Linked DNA regions of Mus musculus: all the other regions are linked to region 7. Evidence: chromatin loops called from intact Hi-C (ENCODE). Cell type or tissue: heart. All regions are shown on one strand. Region 1 overlaps Erg (ETS transcription factor). Region 2 has its middle 91 kb from the start of Gm31641. Region 3 has its middle 9.5 kb from the start of Gm31845. Region 4 overlaps Gm32130 (a long non-coding RNA gene). Region 5 has its middle 30 kb from the start of Gm32130. Region 6 has its middle 23 kb from the start of Gm32130. Region 7 has its middle 16 kb from the start of 1600002D24Rik.

Region 1 (4,000 bases), 480 kb after region 7:
GTAGCCCTGGGGTACCAGCGTCATTGATGGATAGCTGTGGAGTGAGAGGAATTAATGACTGTCACGTCTCTCTCCTTCCTCTTGAGTTAAAATGCCTCTACGACTTTGACATATTTTCCCTCCAACTGATAGGTGAAGTTTCACTCTGTTTGTACAAGAACATTTCCCTTGCTTTCAGCACCTTCAGCACCTTCAGAGCAGCCTGGCCCAATGCTTAACATGTAGCTAATGCCAATAAAGATTGATAGACCTCTCATAGGAAGGCTCCTTCTGCTGCAACAGTCTTGTTACAAACGTCTTGTGGAAGCCAGACTTGGTCTCATAGTGTTCTAGGCATTTAAGGCTTCAATAAATCATTCAAGACTACAACTATCACTTCATATCACATCATAGGACTGATGCTGGAGAGGAAGTCTTCAACCCGTTGTCTTGCAGAAGGTTGTAGTCAACTGGCGTTTGGGGCTGGAGTCCTCTGGAAGCCTTCTTCACTTAGCTCTGGGGTCTGGTGTAAACTGTCATGCAGGGATAATGATAAGAACACCCACCCCATCTTTCCATAGTTGGCCTTTTTCTTTCAATGAAGGCTGAAGTTTATGAATGCTTGTTGCCAAGGAAACAGGCAGAGGTAGCTTTGGAAGTCTGATAACTGAACCTCTGTCAGAGACCTGAGGGGATGGGAGGGAGGCAGGTACCACTATTTAATGGAGCAAAATTGATGCCAGCTTTCAGAAGGGTTTGAGATGGACCATTTTAGGAAATGCAGTTGCCATGGTGATATGGTCAGTGCCTAGAAATGCAATGACTGCTCCATGTTCCTGGTCTATAAGGACATATGAAACCATCCCTGATAACAAATAGTGTAGCTGAGCATGCTTATGAAAGTAGGGTACCGTGCACATACGTGTGCCATGCATGTTACATGTCCACTTGCCGCTGGGTATGGTTTGGACACTGAGAAGGGGACCTCATGTGATAGAGAGTTGGAAGTCCTCAGAGTACATTAGAAAAAAAATCTTATTTCCAAATGCCTTAGTCAGAGTACTTGCTCAAAAAGCCCTCCTCTAGAGTGACCCAACATCTGGAGGTCTGCAACTGAACACCCCAGATGAAGACGGTTGGGGGACGATGGGGCAGGCAGCCTTTCCCTGTTTCTGGTGTATGTGTGTGTGTGTTTTGACTGTGTGCCTTGGTGGTCATACTTCTTCAGGCTGCTATGACACTCGGCTGTGGTGTCCAGGTCTTTTCCATCATGTGATGCTGTTCACACTCAGGAGCCCTGTGTGTTTCCCTGTCACAGTGACAGCAGCGAGAATGAAGCCCTGCCTTGGCTGCCCCACTCTAAGCAGAGAAAGCACCCCTGGGCTCTGCTGGCAGCTGGAGTCGGAAACATGCAGTAAGGATCATACCTGGGCCTCTTCGAAGCAGCTGGTCAGAGCCTGTCCACACTTACTCCACCCACAGCCTAGACCCAGGCAAACAACCCTCACCCGCTGACCTCACCAGCTCATGATATATAAGCTCATGTAGAAGCAGAAACAAAAATGCTCTGCTTATTTTAGGTACAAATGAAGACAGGGTAAGTCGCAGAGGTCCCCTCGTGTTTAGAGGACGCTGCTGAGAACCTCCTGTCTGGGCCGAGTGTCAGTGAGATTGTACATTAAAATTATTTTCAGGAAGACTAACATACATTTATAAAATTCTGTTTTGTTTTATGATTTGAAACAGGGTCTCGTAGAACTTGGGTTGACCCCAGACTTACTGTATAGCTGAGGCTGACTTTAAATCTTTGCTTTTCTTGTCTCTGCCCCCTGAGTTCTGGGGTTATAGTGTGACCCACAATGTCTGGATTATGCTTAGTTTTAAGTTTTAAAATCTGTAGATAATATGCTGATTCAAAGTTTTTCTCTCTTATAGGTGATGAATATTGGGTTTCCTTGTTGGTGAATAAAACCAAGACAGCTTTGTGGGATAATAACAATTATTTCAGGAATTTCATGGCAAGCCCTAGGCAGACATAGTGTTTGCTCTTTTTGGGCATTTTAGAGGGTCATGTAGTGCCCTCTAGTGTCCAAGATCCCAGCAGTTTAAAGGGAAGCCCCTTCCCAAGACTCCAGCTTCTGAGGAGCTGATAGAAGTGCCCCTCCTGAGACAGTAGGTGACTACTTCTTGCAACTCTCCACATAGGACTGTTCTTATAACTATAAATGAAGGCTAGAATATTATCTACTAGGGACACACAATGTGTGAGAAATGCGGCGTTTTTTAAATCTTGGATTTTACTTGCCTATCAGAAAGGGGCTGGGAAGATGGCTCCGTTGATAAAGTGGATAAAAATGGCTCACAGGGGCATGATTTCCAGTCCCCAGCATTTAAACTAGAAGCCATCCATGGTAGTGTCTACTATGATGGGTGGTGGGCTGGGGGCAGAGTGGAGGATCCCTGGGGCTCATCCCGAAAACCCAGGCTATCTCTGGGGCCCAGGTTCACTGTGAGACCCTGTCGCAGAAGCCGATCATCACATGGGTCAGCTGGAAGAGAAACAGCCTACCTGGATTCCGGCTGCACATGGGGGCCTCACCTCTGCAGTGGGAAGTGATAGGGCACATGCAGAGAGGTAGCATGCAGCCTGGGAGTGACGGGGCAGCTGCTACGGTGACTCCAAACCTGGCCTCTGAGTCCCTTAAGTTTATGGGTTGCTTGGTGAGGTGTGAGAAAATGGGAATGAATTCATGGCAAATGTTAGCTTCATTTCTGATTCCGTTTGTGATAGACATGTATTAGCAAATGATAACCAAATTAACTTGACTCAGGTCAAGACAAAGCAAGGCCACCTCGGCTGTTTAAAGAAGGAAAGAGGAGGAGCTACCCTTGCACACGGGTGCCTCCAAATCTCCGTGGCGTGAGTTACATCATTGCACCATTGCTTACCATTAACATATTATCTTTATTTTTGTTATACAAATAATTTGGGTCTAAAAGTTTTGCTCATTTGTGTGTGGAAGTGGAGGTAGGAGAGCGTTTGGAGGCACGTGTGTGTACTTGTGGAAGTTGGAGGGCAACGTTGTGGATTCGATTCTCTTCTTCCCACCTTTACTTGGGTTCCTGAGGTGGGTACTCAGGCTGCCAGGGCGGCTCAGCAGGTGCCTGTTACTATCAGAGCATTTCCTTGGTCCTAAAGAAACAGTTTGCAGACCAGTTTATTACAGTTCAATAAATGATACCAAGTATCATAGAAGGGAGACAAATACACTTTTAAACGTCGTTTGAGGTTCTGGAAAGTGATAAAAACCCAAGTTAATCTCAACAGCCTAAGATAATGTTGTGGAATGGTGCTGACAATCGCAGTACTGTGATGAGAGTCTGAGGCCGAGGAGGGTGGAACTGTGCCACAGTCCCCACAAGTGTGGCCAAGGGCCTCTGCACATCTTCAGTGGTGTGTCCTTCGCAGAACAAGCCCCAAGGTGGCTAGCAGCAAAACAGGGTTTCTAAATAACACTTGTGCTCACACACACCTAGTCCTGTGTCCAAGATCCTTTGGTATAGAGGCATAGTCACCCAAGTGGTGGCGCACGCCTTTAATCCCAGCACTTGGGAGGCAGAGGCAGGCAGATTTCTGAGTTCGAGGCCAGCCTGGCTACAAAGTGAGCTCCAGGACAGCGAGGGCTACACAGAGAAACCCTGTCTCAAAAAAAAAAAAAAAACAAAAAAAACAAAAAAAACAAAAAACCAACAAACCAAACAACAACAACAAAAGTTGCTTCTAGCTAAACTATTGTGTCAGAATAAGTATATCTCTCTTAGTCTTTTTTAAAAAAAAAAAACACGAGTGGTTCTTGAACAGACTTAAGGTCTGTGACAATTGCATTACTATCCCGGGCACTCGGGGATGAGAATGGGCTGGGTTAGCACAACCGGAGAGCGCTCTGGATGCTGAGGAAGTCATGCGTGTTGGAATTGTTGCTTCATTGGAACCCACAGAGCTGAGCCGATGCCTGCCTCA
Region 2 (4,000 bases), 590 kb after region 7:
CTCCTTTCCTGTGGTTCCGGGCTCTGGAGGTTAGGCTGTGGTTCTAGGCCATGGTTGCAGACTAAAGGCTCGAGTTCTTGGACACCATTGCAAGCTATGGACCCAGGCCATGGCTCTTAGACCACAGCTCCAGGCCATGGTTCCAGACCACAGCTGCAGGCCATGGGTCCTCAGGTCATGGTATCAGGTCAGCGATTTGAAGCTACTACATGAAAACGGGTTCAGACTGCTGGTACTGTGGGAAGGGCTGACCTATGGTCTAAGGAATGTGAGTCAGGATTCCAGGCCCAGAAAGAACCTTCTTGGTGGGCATCATTTCCCTCCTCTGAACTTTAAGACCAGTTGTTGGTATTTTTTTATGTTAATAAGAGAGAAATGGACAAAACATATATACGTGAGTCTTTTAATTTAACTTGCACAATAACACTATGAAATATTCTCATCTCCTGTCTTTTATGTGTGAACTTGAAGCTCTGAGACTGATTGTTAGAAATCAGACTACCTCACATGAGCACCTTCCGGGTTCTGACGGCCTCCCTGGGAGAGTCTTCCCAGGCTGTCAGGCTAGGTGCCCTCCCATGTCTTGGAATTCTGGTCAGAAGCCTGCCTGGTGGTAGCCATCAACAGGAAATGAAACACAACCCTCCCATTTCCCCCATCCCATCCTCCAGTCTCAGCACACGACAGCGGCTGCCAGGTGGTGCCTCTGATACAGAGCACAGAGCACGCTCGTTGAAAGCACAGGGTTCCAGCAGTCCTAGCTGCTTGTGCCCGACATCAGTGAAGAGACTCCGCACACATGGGCTGCTCACTTGGTGTCTCCACTGATCTGCCTTTGTCTCTCAGAGATGGAGGCCAGCTCCCACTGGGAAGGTCCTGCCTCCAGGTCAAGCTCCCCCACTCCTGTCCATATTCACTATCAACCGGGGAGTCAGACAGACAAATAGACAAATACAGCTGCAATAGGAGAAACCGGTTCACATGTAGCAGTGGGATGATAGCATCCCAGCCCTCATTGATATGTTTAGCCAGACACGGGGCAGAAAGCAGACTCCTAGACAGAGACAGGTATTTCAGAGTAGGTCTCACCTTCTCCTGTGGGAGAAAGCCTGCATGAGAGCTTTACGAACCCTTTCTATGGAAACGTGGCTAATGAGGATTAACAGTTCCGTACGCGACAACGGAGGACAATGGACTTGTCTAGGGTTGGGTGACTTAGCAGTTCTTCTTGCTCTCACCACAGTCTGCCTCTGTATCTTTGACAGCCCTGGACACGAGGCACTTACAAAGAGAGGGTAAGGTGGAGCATGAAGGCAGGCTTCTGTGACCCCAGCAATTGAGAGGCAGAGGTAGGAGGATTCAAGCTTATTCTCAGCTAGACAGCAAGATCAAGGATGCCCTGGGCGTCAAAGCTGCATCTCCGTCACTGTTTACGGTCACTCTTCCAGGTTAGGCAGCATTGTGGCAGGGAAGCAGAGGAAGAAACTTAAAGAAACCACATCCCATCCCCACATCCCACCACATCCCATCCCCACAGCAGAAAGGAATGAACCAGCGCACACATCCCTGATCTCAGCTGGCTTTTTTTTTTTTTTTTTACCAAAGTGTGGACACTTTGCCCCTTCCTAGAATTGGGAACAAAACACCCATGGAAGGAGTTACAGAGACAAAGTTTGGAGCTGAGACAAAAGGATGGACCATCTAGAGACTGCCGTATCCAGGGATCCATCCCATAATCAGCCTCCAAACGATGACACCATTGCATACACTAGCAAGCATATGCTGAAAGGACCCTGATATAGCTGTCTCTTGTGAGACTATACAGGGGCCTAGCAAACACAGAAGTGGATGCTCACAGTCAGCTATTGGATGGATCACAGGGCCCCCAATGGAGGAGCTAGAGAATGTATCCAAGGAGCTAAAGGGAACTGCAACCCTATAGGTGCAACAACATTATGAACTAACCAGTACCCCGGAGCTCTTGACTCTAGCTGCATATGTATCAAAAGATGGCCTAGTCGGCCATCAGTGGAAAGAGATGCCCATTGGACATGCAAACTTTATATGCCCCAGTACAGGGGAATGCCAGGGCCAAAAAGTGGGAGCGGGTTGGTAGGGGCATGGGGGGGAGGGTATGGGGAACTTTTGGGATAGCATTGGAAATGTAATTGAGGAAAATACCTAATAAAAATATTTTTAAAAAAAGTCAGGATTTACATGAGTCGTCTTCCTGTGTTTTAAATGTGCTATGCAAAAGGGATTAGTCAACATCTCTGCAAAGAAGCAAGCCCTGAGCAGCACTGGCCAATGGCACGGTGGGGGGGGGGGGGCACAGCACTCTGTGGACTTCTGAATGGGAGGCTGCACTTGCTCTTAGGAGCAGGCCTGGAGCTCACTCTCAGCCATGGGTTTCTGTGTTCCTAAGGGGTTTTGCTTCCTTTGCCACATGCCCTCTGCTGGTCATTGCTGGCCATTGCTGGTCATGGCTGGTCATGGCTGGTGAGGGGTTAAGAATCTAGCTTCTTTCCCGTGGGTCCCTGTGGGTGGGGGGGGGAAATATATATATATTACCTTTAAGAGATGAAACTTAAAGGTCTGGAGAGGGTCAGAGAGGAGGAGAAATGCACAACGCTGTTTTCTCTCATGTGCAGAATCTACATCTAAAACTGCATTAAATGAGCCTGAGAAGAAAGCAGAAGACAGACTGTTTGAAGGGAGGAGGGAACCACTGAGGAGGGAGGACCATGAGGGAGGAAGGTCGGGATGGATGTGAGCAATGTGTAAGGACACACGTGAGCAAAGTAGTGTCATGCATGTGAGCAAAGTACAGTGTCACACACATAAGCAAAGCACAGTGACAAAGCGCAGTGACACACATGTGAGCAAAGTGCAGTGACACACATGTGAGCAAAGTGCAGTGACACACACATATGAGCAAAGCGCAGTGACACACATGTATGAAAACAGTTTAAAAACCTTGTGTTTTGTTTGGTAATTCTAAAGAGAAAGAAAGCAGGATCATGGAGGCCCAGCTCTGCAGCAGTTGCACACTTGGTGCTGAGTTGCACACTTTGTACTGGGAGCTTGGGTCCCTCTGTGCCCCCATGACATCCAAGGCTGGACTGAACACAGATGCCTGGGCCTCCACGATGTCTTCATCCTCTTTCCTCACCTCTCGCCTCCGTTTCCTCCCTGTGGGCGTCAGTCCTGGGCTCATTTGATGTAACAGCAGGGTCGTTGTTGAAACCAAATGTGCACAGCATTTCCCAACCTCCCTGGTGGACATTTGAGGCCCAGTGCTCTTTGTTGGGAAGGGATACAGGCCTGTCTGATGCTCAGACACTCCTGGTATCTACCTCATCTGTGCAGTACACACTCCTCGTGCTCCGCCGTGTGTCTCTATGCATGGTTCACTCTGCACAAAAGCATTCTCCTCCCAAGATGAGGGGACTTCTGGTAAGCAGAGCAACAACTTCATGGCTGTTTCAGAAGCAAACACTTGAGTAACTGGGGGAGTCCTGTGCCCTGTTCCCTGTGGTTGGAGATAAAGTGCCACTTGAAAACAAGTTCCTGGGGCTGGAGATCAAAAGCACTCTCTTGCCCTGGCACCCGGAGAGTAACCCTCGGAGCAGATGGGGGATCTGATCTTGGGTCTTGGTGGCCATGTTACGTGGACTCTGTGGCTATGGTGGCAGTCAGACCTTGTAAAGAGCCCTATCCCAGGCCCTTGTTGTTTTCATACACAGGGACTGTCACAGGTTCACTTGGAGGCAGTTCTGTTGTCCCTTCCCACCAGGGAGCTGCCAGGGACTTTTGATTCTGGAAACTTCCTATCACACTGAGTATAAACTCACTCTGTTACAAGGCCTCTGTGGCCCCGGGGTTCCCTGTCTCCACAGTCCTCCATGTTCCAGTCCTTCCTTCCATTCCTCACACCCAAGGTCTGCGACATCTTAGGGTCTTTACCCAGCCATCCATCTTTGCTGCATGGGTGCTCTTC
Region 3 (4,000 bases), 290 kb after region 7:
AAAAAAAGACCTTTCCATCCCTCGGGTTATGTTGCAGCTCCTGCTGTCCTTGCTTTTCCTGCCATGCAGAGCCGTGATGCCTTCTGAGCACCTACAATATCTTTCTAGAAGCTCAGAGACAGACATGAGGGAGATTAGGTCATTCCTGTTCCCACAGACCTAACTTTCTTATCAAGGGGAAAGCACAATAAATCAGATCCGTGGAGTGGTCGTATGGTGGCGTAAATAAGCCAGGTAAGGCCAGAGGGGCCTGCTCCTGGAGAGACAGTATAGGCACACGAATGCCTAGTGCCCAATGGCTTCCCCCAGGGGTGCTAAGAACATTTGCAAACACCTCCATCCACACAGCAGAAGAGGGACCCGTGCAGCAGCAGGAAGAAGGCAGCTGTGGGGAGGTCTTGCTGGATGAGAAGATGGAAGAAGATTGGCTACACAGCTCTGTCCTCATACTGCCACGGGTGTGCCCCACTCCACGTGCACACACAAGCGTAATATACACGATACTTTAAATATCATCATTCCAAAAGGCCGTCCTTAAACATACTAGAGCTACAATCAGTGCTCGAAGAGATTGGGGTATCCAAACGAGACAGAGACAGCCTAGGGGACATCATCAAAATGCTCTAAAACTACAGGTGGGGCTCAAAAGAATTATCGGACACTTTTTAAAAGTGATAATTTTGTAGGCAAAAATAGTATAATTCTAAGTTTTAGGCTTTTAGCATGTGTTTTAAAAATCTGAACAAAACACCAACCGATGAAATATTTTGTTTTTTAGCCCTGAGGTCCTATACTGTATGTCACAGTAATCTCCAGGTGACACCAACTTAGGGTGTTGCATGCAGAGGCGAGGACAGGGTCTGCCTGCCCCCAAACACTATCCAGGAAACAGAGGCATTTTAATTTTGCCCCAGAACAACTAAGAACGGATCACTCAGCTCCAGCCCTTCCTGGCAGAGGCTTCTCCGATTGCATAATCATCACCGGGCGCCCGCCTCGCGCTCGACGCGATTTCCGCATTCATTTTACAAGCCATAGCTTGTCTCCTAACGTAAAGCACGTTGGATTGTAAACCCAAGCAAGGGAACGGAATGTTCTCTGGGCTCAGAAACCCGACGCATTTACCCTCTCTGTGTTCAATGCTATAGAACGTGTCTAAACAAATTTAGCCCAGTCTCCCTGTTAGAACAAGTAAATGATAAGCTAAGAATCGTGTTAAAAGGACTTAGAATCAAGGGGGTTGGAGGGAGAGACAGAGAGACAGAGAGAGAGAGAGAGACAGAGAGAGAGAGAGACAGAGAGAGAGAGACAGAGAGACAGAGAGACAGAGACAGAGCAGAGGAGGTTCAGACCAGAACGAAAGGCGGAAGATCTGTGTGTTGTGAGACACTTCACTTTTAATAAAACCAACCTCCCTTTTCTCTGATGTCATAGTTACAGCAATACAGGCAAAGACTGGTTCCATCACCTGAGAGGTAGTGGACTGCTTGCAGGTCCTAGGCCTGCTGTCCCGTGGCTCAGCTCATTGTCCCTCCTTAATGCTCCTCACTTGGAAGACAGCCATGTTTACAGTCCTGCCATGAACAGCAGCAAACTCAGTTCACTTCCCCAGAGATAGAAATAGCAGACCTGTGGCTAGGCCTGTGTGTGAGCCCTGGGTGTGGTCGGTTGTCCAGGTAGTCAAGGCCTCTGTGAAACGGCACCCCCTGCTGGTGAGGCAGGGAATTGCCCAGGCACCTCAGAACATGAGAGGGCTTGGAGATCTAAATTCTTTACAGAGGTAATTAGGACAAGGAGAGGCTATCAGGAGCAGGCCCTAGTGCAAGAAGACCATGCCTTGATGAAGAGACTTCAGGACACAGACACATGCGGAAGGTAGCTCCCTAAGGGGGAAAGCTGCCATGTGTTGAACAAAGAGAGGCCCTTACTCACCCCTGTGCTAACTTAGAGAGAAATGGGTTACAGCAAGTTACACTGAGTAGAATCAAACCCTAGGCCAAGGATTGAGAACCGGAAAGTGTGGTTGGGGAATGAGAGGCTGCCAATTGTCTATGAAGAGAGATTATTTATTCTGGTCCCTCATGGTGAGTCAGGAGAGAGTCAGGGAAGGCGCTGTCCCCTAAGCGATGGGCCCACGATCTGCTGACATCACCCAGTTAAAGACATTTTTGTTTATTTTATTTTAAAATTTGTAGCCAAACAAGTGTTTCAAAGGTCCCAAGGGTGTTCCACTGTAAGCATCAAGGTGGGCCTGGAACCTGAGACTTATGAAGTAGTATTTGATTCAGTCTGAAGCATTACCAACAAGGAGACCTGCTGGGCATGCTGGGAGGCATAGACCTGTCACACCAGCACTTGGGAAGTGAAGGTACGGGGGTGGGGTGGTGGGAGTCAGGAACTCAGGGTCATCTTCAGCTACACAGTGAATGTGAAGCCATCTTGGGATACTTGAGACCCTGTCTCAGATGATAGACAGTCAGAAACACTGATGACTAAGGTATTGTTTCTCTGCATAGAATTTACCAAGCAGTCTGTGTAGTGTTCTTCCACCACCCCCCCGCCCCCATATATGTATATATAAAGCTTTGAGCACACATTTGTCCTTGGCATCGGAATGGTACTCTTTCTGAGGTTTGGCTCGGTCTCCAACATTTGTCTCTTTTGTACTTACAAAAAGGTTTATTTTTATTTTATGTGTATGAAAATTTGCCTGAATGTGTGTACTAGGTACATGCAGTACCCACAGAGGCCATAAGGGGGCATCAGATTCCCTGGAACTGGAGATACAGACAGTTGTGAGCCATGGTGTAGGAGCTGGGACCCAAACTCAGGTCCTCTGCGTGAGCAGCAAGTGCTCAGAGCAGCTGAGCGTCTCCAGGCCCCTGCTGTGAACTTCTGATGTTGTGAACTATCTCCAGGTGGTCCCTTTGAGAGACTTTTTGCTGAGTCTGAGGGACATTGGTGTCACCACAAACACATTCATGTGTGCTAAGAAGCCATGTTCCGTCAGCCCCTTGGGGGTCCCTGATGGTAGATGTTGATTGTCAACTTGACAGGATACAGAATCATGGTAAAGACCAACCTCTGGGTGTGTCCATGGGGGAGCCTATAGATTAAGTTCACTGAGGTGGGGAGATCCACTTAACTGCAGCTAACACCATTCCAGAAGCTGACAGACACCATTAGCTTTAGTTGATAACTTGATACACCTGGGAAGAGAAAAGCTCAATTGAAAAACTATTTCTATTAGACAGGCCTGTGGGTGTTTTCTTGATTAATGATTGATATTGGGAAGGTTCCAGCCCACTGAGGGTGATGCCAACCTGGGCAGGTGGCCCGGGTTGTGTAAGAAAAAGCAAGTTAAGCGAGACATGGGAAAGTAAGCCATGAACCGCATTCCTCCATAGTGTCTGCTTCGGTTCCTGCCTTGAGTTCCTGTCTTGGATTTGCTCAGTGATGGACTTCGGCCTCTAAGCCAAATGAATCCCTTCCTCCCCAAGTTTTGGTCACAGTTTTACCATAGCTAAGAAAAATCAAACTTAGACAGCATAGCATGGTCCAAGACAGGATAGATGGTCACTGCTTTCTGTTTGTCTTAGAGTTTTATTGCTGTGAAGAGACACCATGACCAAAGCAACTCTTATAAAGGCAAACATTTAATTAGGGCTGGCTTATGGCTTACAGTTTCAGAGGTTCAGTCCATTATCATCATGGTGGGAAGCATGGCAGTGTGCAGACAGACATGGTGCTGGAGGAGGTGAGAATTCTACGTCTACCGACAGGCAGTACAAGGGGACATTTTCACACTGGCCAGACTTTCACACTCATACATGCACACACTGCATGCACTGCATGCACTGCATGCACAAATATAAAGACCTCAAAGTCCTGCCTCCACAATGATGCACTTCCTCTAACAGAGCCACACCTCCTCCAGTAGGCCACACCCCCTCCAATAGGCCACACTCCAGTAGACCACACCACCTCCAGCAGTAGGCCA
Region 4 (4,000 bases), 180 kb after region 7:
AAAACAGGATAAATGGCACCGAGAAAGAACAACGCCCAAGTTTGTCCTCTGGCTTCCACACAATGTACATGCATACACATGAAAACACATATCTGCACATGCTTAGAATGCATGCATGTACACACAGGAACACATACATGCACATACATAGAGCATACTCCCTAGCTGTTCACAATACTCACATGCATGCACATGCGCACATGAATACATGTACACACACATGCACACACACACACACTCACGACACCCAAGTTTGTTCTCTGGCCTCTACACAATGCACATGCTCACACACAAAAATACATACCTGCACATGCTTAGAATGTGCACATGCACACATAGGAACACATACATATACATACATAGAGTGTATCCCTTAGTTCTCCCCTACACTCATACCATGCTTGTACATACACACATGCATACACACACACACACACACACACACACACACACTGAAGTGTCAGCCCTGGGTTTATGCCTAGCACTGAAAGTGGCATTTGTAGAGTGGATGGCTTTAGAAGAAATGGAAATGGGTAAGGTTTCTACTGAGGAGCCAAGAACAACACCCTCAGTAGTTCCCGGTGCCTCCTCAAAGCTTGCATCTCTGCTGCTGTCTTTCTGGCTCAGGTAATCACACAGCAAACAGCCCTAGCTCTGAAGGAAGGTACTGCGTGTATATGTGCTGCACTTGGGTTTGAGGTAGACAGCTCTTATCACCAGCAGCATCCTGGGAACTGGGAGCCAGAGGCTATATGTTCTTCCCATGGAGACCTTGTTCCAGTTAAGCCCTGGCCAGCTAACGGACAGGAACAGTGGTGGCGGTCGGGGAGGGGCTTGGCTCAGCATTCACGGAAAGACAGTGTAGAAACATCTCTTCCTGAACTGCTTTCCCGGATGAGAATGGTTTTCTTCCCATTGCACTTGCAGGGAAGCATCTTCCTGGGCCTTTAGTAAGCACACACAACTCCTGGACTCTCCCTCTGGCATGGAGGAAGAGGGCCATCCTCTGAGGCACTTGTGAGACCCAGCCTGGGCATGAGGTGTGCTGATGGGTGACCATGAGTCACCCCCTGGGAAGGGAATGTGCTAGACCCAGCTTTCCAATGCCGTGTCTCCCATGTTGCCTATACAGGAAGGAGGGTGGAGGAGGCTATGGCTCAGCCTGTAGCTGAAGTCCAGCAAGCTCTCCTCACAGAGGAAGGCACCCAGTGAGCTCAGCCCTCAGGGAGGCTTGGCCAGCATCCTCACTTGTGTGAGAGGAGATTTTGACACCTGTCACCAGTCACTTTGTCTTTGTCCCTGCTCCTCAGTTTTGCTTTCACAGAGCTGGTCCTGGGCTTCCAACCTTCCTACCTGACTCTTTCCTAAGATGGAGCAGGGCTTCAGGGGCTGTGTCACTTGGGTCAGGAAGCCAGGCTCTGTTGCCTGAGATCAGCCTGTGCTGGGTAAGCCACTGCTGTCTTCATCTGTGACAGGGAGAATGTAGGAGACTTAATGAGTCTGTGTTTGCCAAGCTCTTTGAAGACTCTCAGAGCTCATGAAAGCCTGTGCTCATTATAGTGAAAGCTATAGCTGCTCTGGGCTTTAATGTTGTTCTTCCCTTGGAGGCCTGACAGGCTAGCTCTCACTCACATGGGTAAGACCTCAGTGGGTGCAGAAAGATGGGGGTGGGAAGAAGTGGTATGCATGCTCTAAGTGCATGTGGGGTGTGTGTGTTTATGTGTATGTGTGGGGGGGGGCTGTGGGGGAGGGGTACATGCAGTATGTGTGGTGTGTATATATATGTGTGTGGTCTGTTGTATATATAGTATGTATGTATGTATATTATATGTGTGTGTGCTGTGTATGTATGTATAATATGTGTGTGTGTGTGTGTGTGCGCTGTGTATGTATGTATGTATGTGTTGTATGTCTTATAGTGTGGTACAATGTGGGTAGTGTGTGGTATGGTTGGTGTGTTGGGGTGCGTGGTATATGGTATGTGGGGATGTGTGTGGTGTGTGGGTATGTGGTATGATGTGGTGTGTGTGCCCTGGTGTGTGTGTGTGGTGTGGTATGTGTGTGAGGGATATGGGTCTGTGTATGTCGTGTGGTGTGTGTGTGTCATGTGGTGTGTGTTGTATGTTGTGTGTGCTGTGGTGTGCGTGTGCAGGGTATACGTGTCTAGTGCGTGGACCTGGGCTTCACTCCCGCAGTGACTGTAAGGGGACAAAATCCCTTGCTTAGGTGCTGGCTCTGGCGGCAGCAGTGAACTTTTGTTCTGAGAACACCACCCACACACAGTCGGTTGCTGCCAGGAGCTGTGCCGCCCACACAGGATCAGTCAAGCCGGCATGAAAGAAATGAGCTTCCAACTGGCTCCAGTTTAAGTTTCTTTTCTTCCCTCCTCTGGAACAGCTTGAAATTGCTTCTCTTCTTTGTTGGGATCCCTGGAAAACTTCACCTCTCCTCCACCTCCAGTGTACTCCCTCCCTCCACCTCCTACCCCCTCCCCTCTCCTCCCCTAGCCTCGACCCACACCCACCTGTCCCCAGTCCAGGGATCCAGAAGCTGATCTGCACCCTTCACCATCTGATCCCGGGCTCACTGTTGCCCCTCAGTGCCCTGCAAGTCTAGCAGATTCTAGATGAAGCTGGGCAGAGGCAGGCCTGCACTGCCTACAGGTGAGAGGCTTGTTAGGGTGAGGACCAGAGATAATCCTTCACACCATCAAGGAGCTGGTGTCCCGAATTTCAAGCAAGGTTTCCTCGTTCTTCCCGGGGCAAGCAGGCCCTTTAGACTCCATTCTCTGGGCTTGAGAGCACACAGTGACACTTTCCACCGAAGCTCCAGGTAGACAAAACAGAGAGGAAGGTGCACCGAATAGGGTTAGCAACCAGGGCACACTAGGTTGTGAGGAGGCACGCTGGGGAGGCAGTGCATGAGAGCTGGACCTACCTGCTGCTGCTGCCTCTGTGTGCTGCCTGGGAGTGGGGTGGGTGTGGGTGTGGTTATGGGAAGGGCTTCTCCTGTCTGCCTTTTTTTTTTTTTTTTTTTTTTTTTGCCACCTTCTTTTACTGGCTACCAGCAGCAAGGTGGTCCAAGGCTTTTCTAAAAATTGAGGTATTGAGGTGGGTTGTTGCTCAGTGGTTAGAGTACTTGCCTAGGTACCAAACCTGGTTTCTTCTTATCACATTAAGATGTCTACGATATCCCACAATGCCCCACACTAAACATGGTTTGAAAAGTTCACATTAGGGGCTGGAGAGATGGCTCAGTGGCTAAGAGCAATGACTGCTCTTCCAGAGGTCCTGAGTTCAATTTCCAGCAACCATGTGGCTCACAACCATCTGTAATGGGATCTGACGCCCTCTTCTGGTGTGTCTGAAGACAGCGACAGTGTACTTACATACATAAAATAGTCCACTCAGTTCACAGGTGTGGGATCCTGGCACTCCTCCTTTTGTTTCTGGCCTCGGTGGCTTGCCAGCTGCGTCATGCCATGCACCCAAGCTCTGCTCCATCTCAGGTCCAGTAACTACTTCACCCTGTGACTGGGAGACTTCCCATTTCGTTGTTTTTTCTCATCAGCAATGGATGGCTGTGACCTTTAAGTGCTCTTGCTTAGCAGGATCCACCTTGTTTTTCCTTCTTCCTCCGGTGAGCTGGTAGGCTCTGTGTAGTGTCCTGACTGAGTAAATCCCCACACAGCACCTGAGAACTGGGATATCGGCACCATGACATTTGCTGTGAATATGTGTGGTCTTCCAACAGTTCTTTGCTGCAACTAAGCCTTTGTATCTCTGTCTACAAAATGAAGGGTTTGATTCATTTGGTCTCTAAAACTGGAAATGCGGTGGCACACGCTTGCGATCTCAGGTCTCAGGAGACTGAGGCAGGAAGATCATGAGTTGGAGGCCAGTGTGGGATCCATGGCTAGACCTTGCCTGAACTTCCCCTCTGCCCCAAAAGCAAGGAGCAGGCAAGTCTGAGCTGCAGAATAAAGCAAGCTAGATTCCTC
Region 5 (4,000 bases), 110 kb after region 7:
AGCACCTTGTCTCTGAGGTGCGCCTCTGCTGCACTGCTGTCTGCTCGCTTGCTCATTTGTGTATCTGCCTCACAGACTATTGCTAAACTGAACCCAAGTCCTTTAATTCTCTCTTAATGAATACCATTTAGGAGTGTCTTGTGGCTGCTGCTCCTCTCTGTGTTTGTCCAAACACAAGGCCCCAGAGCTGTATGTCAGAAACCCATTCACATGAGGCACTGGGAATACTTAGAGTGGGCCGACAGCCCAGGGAGCCAAGCGTTTCTGCTGCAATAACACTAATGGCTTTAGGAAGCGGCACTTCCGCGCCTCGAGCAGTCCCTCCTGGGCTGTCTTGCGCAGCTTCCCCTTTCCTTTGTGGGTTTCAACGCTCTTCCCTTTTGTTTTTCTTGGTCTCTCTGCTCCGTTCTTACCCCCTTCCACAGTTCTTAAGAAAATTCCCAATGGTATAATCTAGCTACTTCTTTACACCGAGCTGTATCCTCAGGATCTTAATTTCGGCCCGAGCGTTTGTATGAAGGCGTTTGACTTCATTCTTGGTCACTTCCTAAAAATATAGGCCAGTGATGTCAACTAAAATATTTTTGGAAACTCATCCAATGTGTCTGCCTGTCCGCATGGGGCCTGAGAGACACAAACATTAATCAACTACTATTTGTTCATCATGTGCTCTTGGGCGAGGGTTGATGGCCAGGCCCACGCCCATTATGGCCAAGGTGCTCAATCTCCTGAGAGAGGCAGAACTCAGGCTACAGTGTCAGGGGCGAGCATGTCAGATGGACTGTCTCCAACAGAGAACTGGAACAAGCCCACCAGAAGTTTTGATTAGGACTTCAGGAAACTTTTATTTTTGAGAAAGAGAGCAGCCTTTAGCTAGACCTAAACATGTCAGAAACATAGCAATGAGGGTATGGGAAGTGAGGGTAGGGGTATGTGTGGGGAGTGTGTGGGGTGGGAGTGGCAAATCCCCAGGATAAAGCTGGCAGAATAGCAGAATAAGCAGCATCTTGGAGACATTGGTGTAGGTAGCCATCAAAAGGTGGTATGGATTTGGGGAGTAAAAGGAATGGATGAATCTCTAGTTTCCTCCTGATTGTTCTATGTTTATGCATGTGGATGCATGTACATGCATGTGGATGTGTGTTTGTGTGAGTACACATTTGTGCAAGTGGACATGGAGAGAGGCCAACATTAGGCATCAAACACCTCCCCCCCTTTTTTGAGACAGGGGCTCCCACAGGCCTTCCGGCTTGCTACATCGGCTTCCTGTCCCACAACCCCCTGTGTCTTTCTCCATCATCCCAGTGCTGAGAAAACAAATGCATAGGCGTCCACTCCTGGCTTTCTAAAACATGGCTTCCAGGAATTAAACTCAGGTCCTCATTGGCACAGCAAGCACTATGCTGACTCAGACATCTCCCCGCTTCGATGCTATCCGTCTCTGTAGGGCGTCTAAGAAGCTCGGAAGGTCCTGTTCACACAACAGCAGAGAGGCCCGGCACACTGAAAATTCATGGCTTCAGCTAATCAAAGAACTGAGGTCATAAGACAAAACACTACCCCACTCCTGAAGTTAGAGAGTCAGCTAGGAAGACAAAGAGAACTCCAAGTTATGGGAGCAGAAACCCAAGACCAGCAGTCTCCATGGTAACGATTGCTGGGTTTCTTTGACCCAGTACAGTATGCTTGGCTTTCAACAAAAAGTACAAGGTGAGCTAAGAGACACAGAAGGAAGGCTGGGGAGGTGGATGGAGCTTTGTAATTGATTTAGATGCAGCTCCGTTGAACAGAGTAAAAGGAGTCGGGGGTGGATGGGGGGGGCAGCCTGTGCACGTTAGCTTACAGGAGTCAGCACTGGCTGTGAGAGCAAGCCTGCGCAGGCTGTGGGAGTGATGGAGATGGAGTGCAGCTGTGTGGCAATGCACCTCGGGGAAGCCTCTCTCCTTGCTTCAAATAGGATCCCCTCCTTCTCTGTCCTCACACAAGTCCTGAAGCTGGCCAAAGTGTGGCTCATACAAATGTCTAGATTAATGAGGATGCCAACAGGGATGTAACTCAGGGTACTGGGCCTGCCTTGGGCTGAAGTCCGTCTTCTGAGTTGGAGTGGGCAGGGAGAAGTGGTGTTCGCCTCAAAAGCAGTGACGTGTTGCTTTATGGAACAAGATCAGCGCTGATCATTGTTTGTGCTTCCTTCCTTCATCCTGTCATTCAGCACTGACCTCTGGTCATGATGACTCATCAGCCCTCCGAGCAGCTGTGAGGAGAGTTACCTCCAACACAGACAATGGAGGGAAGCTGGTATGTGGGCTGAGATGGGAGAACAGACAGGATCATGGGGGAGTGGAGGAGGGGCTGAAGGTCCTGCAAGAATCAGCAAGGACAGGCTTGCAGGAAACCCATTCTCTTCTTTTGGAGGGGAAGTTGCTTTTTTAGACCTGACCCCACTGTGCCAACGTCACCTGTGACCACAGGGATAGCAGGTACATGCCAATGAGACAGCAGACCCCGGCGCAGTGAGGGATACCACCAGGCATGGTGACAATATTGACTGTCAACATGGCAGGGTCTAGAATCACCCTGAAGACAAGCCTCTCTGGGTATCTGGAGTTTCTAGATTACGTTCATTAGTGTGAGAAGACCCAGCTGAATGTGAACGGATAGGCTGGTTCCCGGACCGAAGAAAACAAAGACCAGACTCCTCTCTCTGCCTCTGGATTGCAGGTGCAGTGTGACCAGCTGCCTCACACCTCTGGTGTCATGGCTTCCAAATATGATGGACTGTACCTTCTGTTTACAAGACCTAATAAAGTCTTCTTTCCAAAGGCCTTGTTTGTCAGATACTTTGCTGTAGTAAAGTAACCAGTGCAGGCATGGGTGTCACAGGCTGGCTCTGACGTAATCTCCCACGCCACCAAGAATTAAATGGTGCTAAGTCCCTGGAGTTTGTCACATGAAAACTTCTTGTGTGTCTAGTATTCCACTCAGCCATTGGGGCTGATTGAGAGTTTGGCCCCTAGCAAGTCATCACAAGGGCGTAAGCTCCGCAGCGACTACAATTAGTTGAGTTAGGGTCTCCAGGAGAAGTGGGTCAGAATCACAGAATCACAGCAAAGCTGCCACAGAGGACGCACAGCTGCCAGCAGAGAGATGTAGCAGTGAGTTTGGTGAGTTTAGCTAAACTGCTTGGTGATAGGCACAGGTCTTGCTCCCAGCCACCAGCCAGAGCCCTCTGGATTTGCGAATGAAACACACACACACACACACACACACACACACATACACACACACACACACACACACATAGTTAATTTTAAGTGCTTTGACTAGCTCAAAGGCTGGGCAGGTCTAATCCTACCCGCTGCTAGCAAACACCCCCTCCCCCAGTACTTCTTAGTTAACATCTTTTAAAATCTATATTTCATCTCTGCTACCCCAAACATATTTGGGGAAGTGGCCATGTGGCAAGCTTCCCGATTGTCACAGGTAGCAGGTGATTCTCTTTCTTTCCTTTCTCCCAGTTCCTAGCCCGTGCAAATCTAAAGGTCCTGCCTCAGTTTACCTGCCCAGTCATTGGCAGTTGCTTCTTTATTGATGGATTGAAAAACAATTGTGGGGAAAAAACTTCAGCATTTGGGCATGCAGATTCCTGATTTTGGGGACCTAGCTGGATTAATTCAAAGCATTAGAACCAATCCCCAACAGAGGCTGGAGGTTGGCGGCAGCTGCCTTTTTGGAGGTATATATGTATCTAAATTTCTCAAATTCTGGAAAAGTGAGTTTGATTTTGGGGTGAGATGAATCTGCCACCTAATAGATGTGTGAACTTCAGAAAAATCATATATATTTTCCAAGTTCAGTTTTTCCCTTTGTGATGAGGTCAGAGGCAGGTCATTTCAGAGGTGCCTCGGTCTGAGGATTACCTCCACCAGTGCTGGGCCAGGGTCCTTACACCCTAGGGTCCCTTTAGTCTCTAAATCTACACTGGGAGCAGGCTTAGTGC
Region 6 (4,000 bases), 120 kb after region 7:
CTCTCTCTCTCTCTCTCTCTCTCTCCCCCTCTCCCTCTTCCCCTCCCCTCCCTCTTCCCCTCCCCTCTCCCTCTTCCCCTCCCCTCCCCTTCCCCTCCCCCTCCCCTCCCCCCTCCCCTCCCCCTCCCTCTCACCCCTCCCTCTCCCTCTCCCTCCCTCTCTCTCTCTCTCTCTCTCTCTCTCTCTCTCTCTCTTAAAAAATGTGTCAAATTAGAACAGGGGCTCCCAGCTTTGCGTGGTTGATATGTGATACTGGAAGTGTCCTTGAGGTAAGGACTGTCCTGGGTGGTATAAGATGCTCAGCAGACATGGGCCATTACCCTCTAAAGACCAGTAAATCAACCCTCCCTGAATTGTGAAGACTGGGAAAGGTTGAAACAGGGAAGAGAGTGGGCAACAAAGACTCTTTCCTTGCTGGTCTCCGTAGTAGAGACTCTTTCTTATTTTTTTTAAGATTTATTTATTTATTTTATGTATACGAGTGTACTGTAACTGTACAGATGGTTGTGAGCCATCATGTGTTTGCTGGGAATTGAACTCAGGACCTCTGCTCGATCTGGCCCAAAGATTTATTTATTATTATTATATATAAGTACACTGTAGCTGCCATTAGACATACCAGAAGAGGGCGTCAGATCTCATTACGGATAGTTGTGAGCCACCATGTGGTTGCTGGGATTTGAACTCAGGACTTTCGGAAGAGCAGTGCTCTTAATCGCTGAACCATCTCACCAGCCCTAGTGGAGACTCTTTACGTCATGTTTTCTCCAGCCTTCACTTCCTGAAGTTCTAGATGGTATCAAAGGATCCTGGCTTCTCCCTAAAGCTTTGGACTGTCCTGTAGAACTTGAAGATAGATGAGTGTGATTATCAGACAAAAAAGGTTGAATTTACTTATCAAGTTGATCGGCTACATAGATACCACATTTCAGACTCACAGACACAGCAAGATACTTCCAACCATATCTTTTTCAGATTGAGAAAAATCAACTTGAAATCTCCACAATCCTGGGAGGCAGAAATATAAGCAGAGCTGTGTGTTCAAAGGTCACAAGCAAACTGGAGCCCCCCACTTTCCGCAGGCTCTGGCTTCCCTCAGTATCCCACAGAAGTTCTCTGACTTGACAGCTACCAGGGATCCAGTGAAATTCATCTCTTTCGCCTTAACTTCCTTACTTCTAAAAAAAAAAAAAAAAAAGGAGCCGGACAACCCTATACTGTGAGGTACAGATTAAATACGCTCAGCAGTTGCCATGGTAACCACCCTAGCTAAAATGTCTTTACTGTTATCACCAACATCGTTAGTAGTGAGAGTTTTTCCACTCATGGGCTATCATGAGCCTGGGGATCTGCAGCCAGGGCTGGCATTCTAGAACAGTCTTTCATGCCTTTGGAGGTGGTAAGAAACTGCCATTGACTTGGGGAAAAGAAACCATTAGTGTTTTGCTCAAAAGTGTTCTCCTGACAACTGTGGAAACCGTATATATCATACAGGTAACACTAAATGAACCGAGATATATATGAAGGGAGGAAATGACAGTTTTAATTAAAAAAATGTTTACCTGTGACAGGGGCAAAGCCACATTTGTAAGCTTTGAGAAATTCAGATGGATGATTCTCACCAAAGACTCCAGGACTGGTCAGGACTGACTGCAGTAACACCCTGGTGTCTCAGAGGATTGGGAGGAAAGTCTCATTTTGTGCCCTTGTCAGTCCACTGCAGGCGGCACGGGAGAGCTCTGTTTATCATGACCACTCACAGGGCTGGCTTCACTCTTGGACATTTGCCAGGTGCCAGGGCAGGAGTGGGGAAGGGAAGTAAGATCCTATCCTGGTGTCAGGTTGCTGCCTCTGCCAAGAAGTACTTGGATCACTTCTGTTTGTCATTCGGCTGGGAACCATGGGCTCCATGTACCCAGGAAGGAAAGGGGTGGGACCCAGTGAGCCCCTGATCTCCACCCTAGGGTCAGACCACAGGCAGGGCAGAGACCATCTGGTCACCAGGCTTTGTGTGGAGCAAAGGCAGACGAATGTTTTCCTAAGGGGCCATAGGAGCCATATGGCCCCTGTCCTAATGTTCCGACTCCTGGACTCTGAGATTACACTGTGGCTTTTATAAACAGAATGGTGGTATCTGTGTTCTCATGAACTTACAAAAGCAAGCGGGCCAGGGGACCCCTCAGAAATCTCCAATGTTGTTTTTCAACAAGCAGGAAGAGTTGGGTGGCATCAGGAAGAGCAGGGGACTGCTCTGCAAGTGAGCATGGTCAGAGTTGCAGCGGTGTCTGCCCAGTGTCTGTGTTAGTCTCTTAGGATCTATTTAAAGTATGGGGGGGGGGGGTAAGGAGGAGGAGGAGGAAGTGGAGAGGAAGAGAAAGAGGAGAAATAAAGGAGGCAGGGAGGAAGGAGAAGAGGCAGAGGGGGAGGAAGAAGGGGGAGGGGAGGGGTAAGAGGAGGAAGGAGGAGGGGAGAGGGAGGGAGGAGGAGTGAGAGGAGGAGGAGGGAGGGAGAAGGGGGAGGAGGAGTAAGAAGAAGAAGAGGGAGAAAGGAGGAGGAAGGAAGAGGGAGAAGGGAGAGAGGAGGAAGGCCTCAGTTTTAGAGCTGTAAGTTTCTTGTTTGACATGGTGGACTAGTGATATTTAAAAGTGGAAAGAAAAAGTTAGTGCCCAAGGCATAAATCTTTTTAACAGAGTTTACGAGGCCCATATTCTCAAATACTCGATGTGTTCTAAAAATGCCTTCGGAAGCTTCTTTAGGGAGAAGCTAAAGATAGAAATTCCCTCTCTCCCCCTCTCCTCCCATAAATACACATGCACACACACAAATTGCCCACTGTGTGCCAAATTCTGTTCCTGGCCAAGGACATTGGGGGTAGGGGTGGGTTGGGATAAGACCATAGGATCCTGTTCCACGGAACCAAGCTGGGGTTCAGGCAATAAACACATAAAAAGCCAACAAACACCCTTGGCAGATACCAGCACATGAGGAAACAGTAACCTCTGGCAAGGGTGAGCACTGCGTGGGAGAGAGTGGTGGGCAGGTTGGAGCCCAAGCTGGGACCTCAGCTCTAAGCTCAGGTGTACAAACAGCAGCAGTCCTGGACAGTTAGTTGAAGGGAACAGGGTATAGCACAAGCAACTGTGTGCCTTGGGGAGCTGCCCGAGGGAACAGCTCCTGCTTCTCTAGGGAGAGTGAGAGCCTGCAGCTGCAGCCAGAGTCTAGCTAGGTTCCTTAGTGTTCTGAAGGCTGGTTGCCGGCAGCTCAGAGTGACTCCCACATAGCTGAGTTCACCCGCTGGCTGCCAACATAGTAAGTGTCCTAGGACACCGCAGAGAGGAGACTCTGGATGCTGCGGCAGGAACCCCTAATGTCACCACGGTATAGTGACCTGGCCACAAGTGTCCAAATTGTAACAGGCTGGCCACCGAACTTAGCCAGCTCACCTCTGTCCTAGCCCATGCAGGGGCCCTGAGCATGTGACCCTCCGCTCTAGCTCAGGGTACAGTGGTAGTGGCCTTCACTGAGTAGGTCTGCCCAGACTAAGCGCACAGTCTAAGAAGCTTAAACGCCCGACCTGTTTTGTCTCACACAGCTTCACAGCTAAGATTCAGGTCTCAGCAGGACTGGTTCTTTTGGAGGTTGTACAGCGGAACCTCTTCTAGCATCTTCGGGGATGCTGACATAGTTGGTGTATGTGGCGCAGGCGCACACAACCCTGACGCTGCCATTTGTTAGGATGCTGGGCATCCCGATGGCTAATGGCTGAGCCTACCGACCTCAAGTAAGGGCATCTATCCGCAGTAACTGCTGAAAATTCTTTTGAATTCCCGACAAAAGAAGCTTATGCAGGGAAGGGTTTACTTAGGATCACAGTTTGAGGGGTGGAACAGGCAAGGTGGGGGAAGGGGCGGAAGAGGTAAGGTGGGTGAGGAGCTAGAAGCGGGTGCGAGGCTGGGTGGGTCTGTTCTTGTGGATGGACCAGGAAGCAGACTGAGGCAAA
Region 7 (4,000 bases):
ATATATATATATCTTTGTCTCTCTCTCTTTCTATCTCTCCCTGACTCTCCTTTAGGTCTAGTCTTTTTGAATCAAGGGAAGTGACTTTCTATTTCAAGTGGCTGTCCCCACAGTGCTTTCCTGCCCATCAGTGTCTGCTCCAGTCTATACCATGTCTCAGCCCAGGGTCATGCTGTGTAAACACCTGGCACCATGTTCCTCCCATGGTCTGATTTTTTTTTTTAAGCAAAGTATCCAGAAGGGGAGAGAGTATTCTGAACAGATCAAACAAGCAATAAAACCAGCCATTGTCCTCGAGGGTCTTAATGGAAGACTCTCTTCTATTCTCCAGTGTCTCTGTTGGCATTTGATCAGTGCTGGCTGACCTATTGGCATACATACACAAATTACTAAGCACATGGGCAGTGGTGGTCATTCTCCATTCTGCCAAGATACTTCTGAGCGAAGGCTGGCTCCTGCAGCTTCTGGGAAATAGCTGTTGAGGATTTAGGAGTGTTGCCACCTGACTGTTAAACTATCAATGGCTGGACATTGGCCAGTGTAGGCATACTTACATCATGGAACTTGAAACAGCTTCACATAGGGGATTTGATTTTCTTCCTAGGGAATCAGTTTATCAGCATTCCACCATAATTCCCCCACCCCTCCCCAGCCACATCAACTTCCTTCTGTCCCTCTTCTGTGAGACAGAGTCTCTCTATGTAATCCAGGCCTTGAACTCTAAACCCTCTGCTCCTATCCCTAAAGAGCTGGGATTGCAGATGTGAGGCACCACATACTGCTTTGTCTTTTACCATCTATCACCCGAGAAAGTCACATTGTCTTCCTAGCCTTGTGCAGAGGGGAAACATTCAACATTCAACAATGCTTTTCTTGGTCCTGGGATACTTTGCCTCCAAGAAGAATGAAAAGTTGCTTTGGTCAAAGCTGGGCCACTGGAAAGGATCTGGCTGGTTCTGGGCAGGTATATAGTAGGATTACAGATGATCCAGCCTCCTCTCCTACAGCTCAGCCTGGAGATGCAGCTCAGAGGGTAAAGGTTTTTGTGAGTGTCGCACTGTGAGTTTGACTGTCACCTTTAGATAATTCTATGGCTTGAAGAAACAGAGGCAGGAATGTGAGCTTGGGTTTGCATGCAGGGAAATTTTCCTCTGGAAAAGAACTTGTCATCTGGGGTGATGATAGAAGACCTTCATCTTGCAGCCTGGCTCACTTTCTAGCTGGGTTTTGGCTCTGCCAACCCCAAGATTAGAATCGGGGTTTCTCAAGGAGTAATTCATTTTTGGAGTGCTCCTTGTGTTCTGAAATTTCAGCATGCCAATGCTAAACGATTCCTTGAGGGAGAACAATCCTCCCTTCAGACACTCCAAGGCTAACGTGGTTGAGATTGACAGATAGGCAAAACATTGAGAAACTTGGCTTTTTTTCTTTTCAAAATATATTTAACTTCAGTAAGCTGTAAGCCAAGCCCCTCGCAGATGGCAGACAACTTAATTGCTGTGGTCAACTTGTCTGACATTTTTTGGATGGTGTTGGGTGCTATAGTAATCCGCTGAAAACAGATCTCAGCCCACACAAAGGCATGCACAGGGTTTAGCATCTCCACTTGGCCGCCGGAGCCCCTGTTCATGGGTGCACCATCCCCCACTTCACCAACCAAGCTCTGGTGCAACTTGCAAACACAGCGTGTATTTCTTGGATAGAAAATTCAAGAGAGGCCCAGGACGAACTGAGTCAGCACTGTTGTTTCTTCATGGGAGCCTTGAGACAGTGGTGACCTCAGCTGGCTGTGTTTCTATTTAATCCGTCTTCCCACAGTTGGCTTGGGTTCTGGGCCTCCAGTGTCACTTTCACATCTTGTCCTCAAGGTGGCGCTAGATGTGCGTTGTAATACGGGCGTTGGGCGCCTTTTTTTTTTGGACTGGCTTCTAGGTGTGAGGCATTACGCATTTTCTGCTCTTTGTACCCGTGTACTATAAAGGCTGTTCTCTGAGCCCGTGATTTCTGATTCCACATAGAGGGTATAATTTGGGGGATGTGAGGAAACGTTCAGTTTGAACACTGCAGTGAGTCACCGAGCTTATGGCCACCTTCCCAGCAGAGTTAAAAATAAAGCACCATAGCATATCCATGTTTACATCAACGATCTCTGTTTATAGTAAACACACCGAGAACAGGCAGCAGTCAGTGGTCCATGCTCTCGTGTTCTCTCTCTCTCTCCCTGCCCTTCTCTGGCTCCTCAGGGGTTTCTTCCATCACGCTTCACACGGGTGTTTGAGGTAGGGTCTCTCACTGAACCTAGAGTTTGTTTTCTGGTAGCCTGGCTAACCACTGCAGCCCCTGGATCTCTCGGATCACACCTACCTGTGCCTGGCTCTTACATGCGTGCTAGAGACATGAACTGCAGCAAGCACTTTATCCATATCCACAGAGTCATCCCCCTGCCCTTTCTGACACATCTTTGGAATAGATGTGCTCTGGATAGTTAGTTGCTGGTTCAGGGGACACTGCCCCACAGATTAGGTTCCAGTTTAGAAAGGAGGTTCTCTGCCCGGAACACATGACAGTTGCTGGGCAGCCTGGGACAACACACAGGTCTGGGCCCCTTACTCAGAGGAGTCACCTGTGGGGTCTGGTGTCGTCACTGTGGTATCAAGGGTAGCAGGATGCTCAGATTTGCACTGCATTAGCTGTGTGACGTATGCAAGCCACTCCCTCATAAAGCCTTACTTTATAAATTATACACGTGATAAGGGTACATGGGTTGGGGACTGGGAAGATGGCCCAGTGGGTAAAGGACTTGCCACACAAGTGTGAGGACATGACTTCAGATTCCCAGAAGCCCATCAAGGTAGCCTGCATCTATAATCTCAATGTTCCTACGGTGAGATGAGAGGCAGAGACAGCAGCAAGAAGCTTGGAGGCCAGCTAGCCTGGTGTGAACTGCTAGCCTGGTGTGCACTGCTAGCCTGGTGTGCACTGCTAGCCTGGTGTGTACTGCTAGCCTGGTGTGCACTGCTAGCCTGGTGTGCACTGCTAGCCTGGTGTGAACTGCTAGCCTGGTATGAACTGCTAGCCTGGTGTGAACTGCTAGCCTGGTGTGTACTGCTAGCCTGGTGTGTACTGCTAACCTGGTGTGCACTGCTAGCCTGGTGTGCACTGCTAGCCTGGTGTGTATGGCATACAAGAGACCAGTCTCTAAGAAGGTGGAAGATAAGGACTAATATCTGAGGTTGTTCCCTGGTGCAACATACCACACACATACTCTGGTACATGCCTGCTTGCACCCCATTCAATACACACACAGATCACACACACTCACACATACACAAGCACTTACACATGCAAACCACACACATATACCACACACACACATACACAGCCCACACCACACTACACATACACACCCATACCACATTACACATACATGTAGCATACATATACTGTACACATTTCACAAACAGGTCACACACACATACCATACCACACACACGCTACATACACAGTCACATCTATACCACACATACAAACCACATACACATATATCACAGCACACACCACACACACACACACACACACACACACACACACGCACGCACGCACACACACACACACACACACACACACGCACACACACACACACACACACTACTCAGGAACATGGAAAGAGTGATTAAGATGAGGCTGTCCAGGGTCTCTGATCAGCCATGACAGTTGTCCCTTTAGGTGGGGTCAGGATCTGGATCCACACAGGGGACAACCACATGAGAACACAGGGAGAAGGTGACAAAGTATAGGAAGAGGCTTCATCAGAAGCCAGATCAGGGAAGGCAGAGGTGAGGCGTGCAGGTGCGGACAGAAAGCCTCTGTCCGAGTGAGGGGGTAAGAGTTGATATCCGCTGGGTGCTAAAGACTGTAAGCCACGAGTAAGCCCAACCAAAAAGGCTTAAGTAGCAAGTCAGTACAGCACATACCTCACATGCCTCACCCTGCTGCAACT

The links. Hi-C counts contacts between places; a loop is a spot of excess contacts. Peaks named below come from ENCODE experiments on the same cell type or tissue, not always from the same donor. Only the 100,000 strongest peaks of a DNase experiment are listed, where the experiment ranks them.
Region 1: it touches region 7 in a loop (3-fold over the local background); 12 of 42 quality-filtered maps call a loop at or near these places.
Region 2: it touches region 7 in a loop (8-fold over the local background); 6 of 42 quality-filtered maps call a loop at or near these places.
Region 3: a loop joins it to region 7, with 5 times the contacts of the local background. A loop is called at or near these places in 35 of 42 quality-filtered maps.
Region 4: it touches region 7 in a loop (2.3-fold over the local background); 7 of 42 quality-filtered maps call a loop at or near these places.
Region 5: it touches region 7 in a loop (2.6-fold over the local background); 6 of 42 quality-filtered maps call a loop at or near these places.
Region 6: a loop joins it to region 7, with 2.4 times the contacts of the local background. A loop is called at or near these places in 7 of 42 quality-filtered maps.

Annotation. Positions count from the first base shown.
Region 1 is chr16:95,464,804-95,468,803 of GRCm38, reverse strand. All of the region lies in intron 2 of Erg (ETS transcription factor), which reads left to right. Among named protein-coding and RNA genes, the nearest start is that of Erg, 64 kb to the left of the region's middle. In heart, a CTCF peak has its summit at 2,058 (motif pointing left); no DNase peak of the experiment used is centred here; H3K27ac peaks cover 472 bases.
Region 2 is chr16:95,349,117-95,353,116 of GRCm38, reverse strand. No RefSeq gene overlaps it. Among named protein-coding and RNA genes, the nearest start is that of Gm31641, 91 kb to the right of the region's middle. In heart, a CTCF peak has its summit at 2,454 (motif pointing left); DNase peaks (open chromatin) are centred at 606 and 2,396; H3K27ac peaks cover 2,932 bases.
Region 3 is chr16:95,656,704-95,660,703 of GRCm38, reverse strand. No RefSeq gene overlaps it. Among named protein-coding and RNA genes, the nearest start is that of Gm31845, 9.5 kb to the left of the region's middle. In heart, a CTCF peak has its summit at 2,748 (motif pointing right); a DNase peak (open chromatin) is centred at 1,593.
Region 4 is chr16:95,768,165-95,772,164 of GRCm38, reverse strand. All of the region lies in intron 1 of Gm32130 (a long non-coding RNA gene), which reads left to right. Among named protein-coding and RNA genes, the nearest start is that of Gm41509, 28 kb to the left of the region's middle. In heart, no CTCF peak of the experiment used is centred here; a DNase peak (open chromatin) is centred at 2,294; H3K27ac peaks cover 517 bases.
Region 5 is chr16:95,829,942-95,833,941 of GRCm38, reverse strand. It overlaps a transcript of 1600002D24Rik not described here. Among named protein-coding and RNA genes, the nearest start is that of Gm32130, 30 kb to the right of the region's middle. In heart, no CTCF peak of the experiment used is centred here; DNase peaks (open chromatin) are centred at 301 and 2,221; H3K27ac peaks cover 2,368 bases.
Region 6 is chr16:95,823,179-95,827,178 of GRCm38, reverse strand. No RefSeq gene overlaps it. Among named protein-coding and RNA genes, the nearest start is that of Gm32130, 23 kb to the right of the region's middle. In heart, no CTCF peak of the experiment used is centred here; DNase peaks (open chromatin) are centred at 1,928 and 3,188; H3K4me3 peaks cover 884 bases; H3K27ac peaks cover 3,524 bases.
Region 7 is chr16:95,943,467-95,947,466 of GRCm38, reverse strand. No RefSeq gene overlaps it. Among named protein-coding and RNA genes, the nearest start is that of 1600002D24Rik, 16 kb to the right of the region's middle. In heart, a CTCF peak has its summit at 1,848 (motif pointing right); a DNase peak (open chromatin) is centred at 1,806.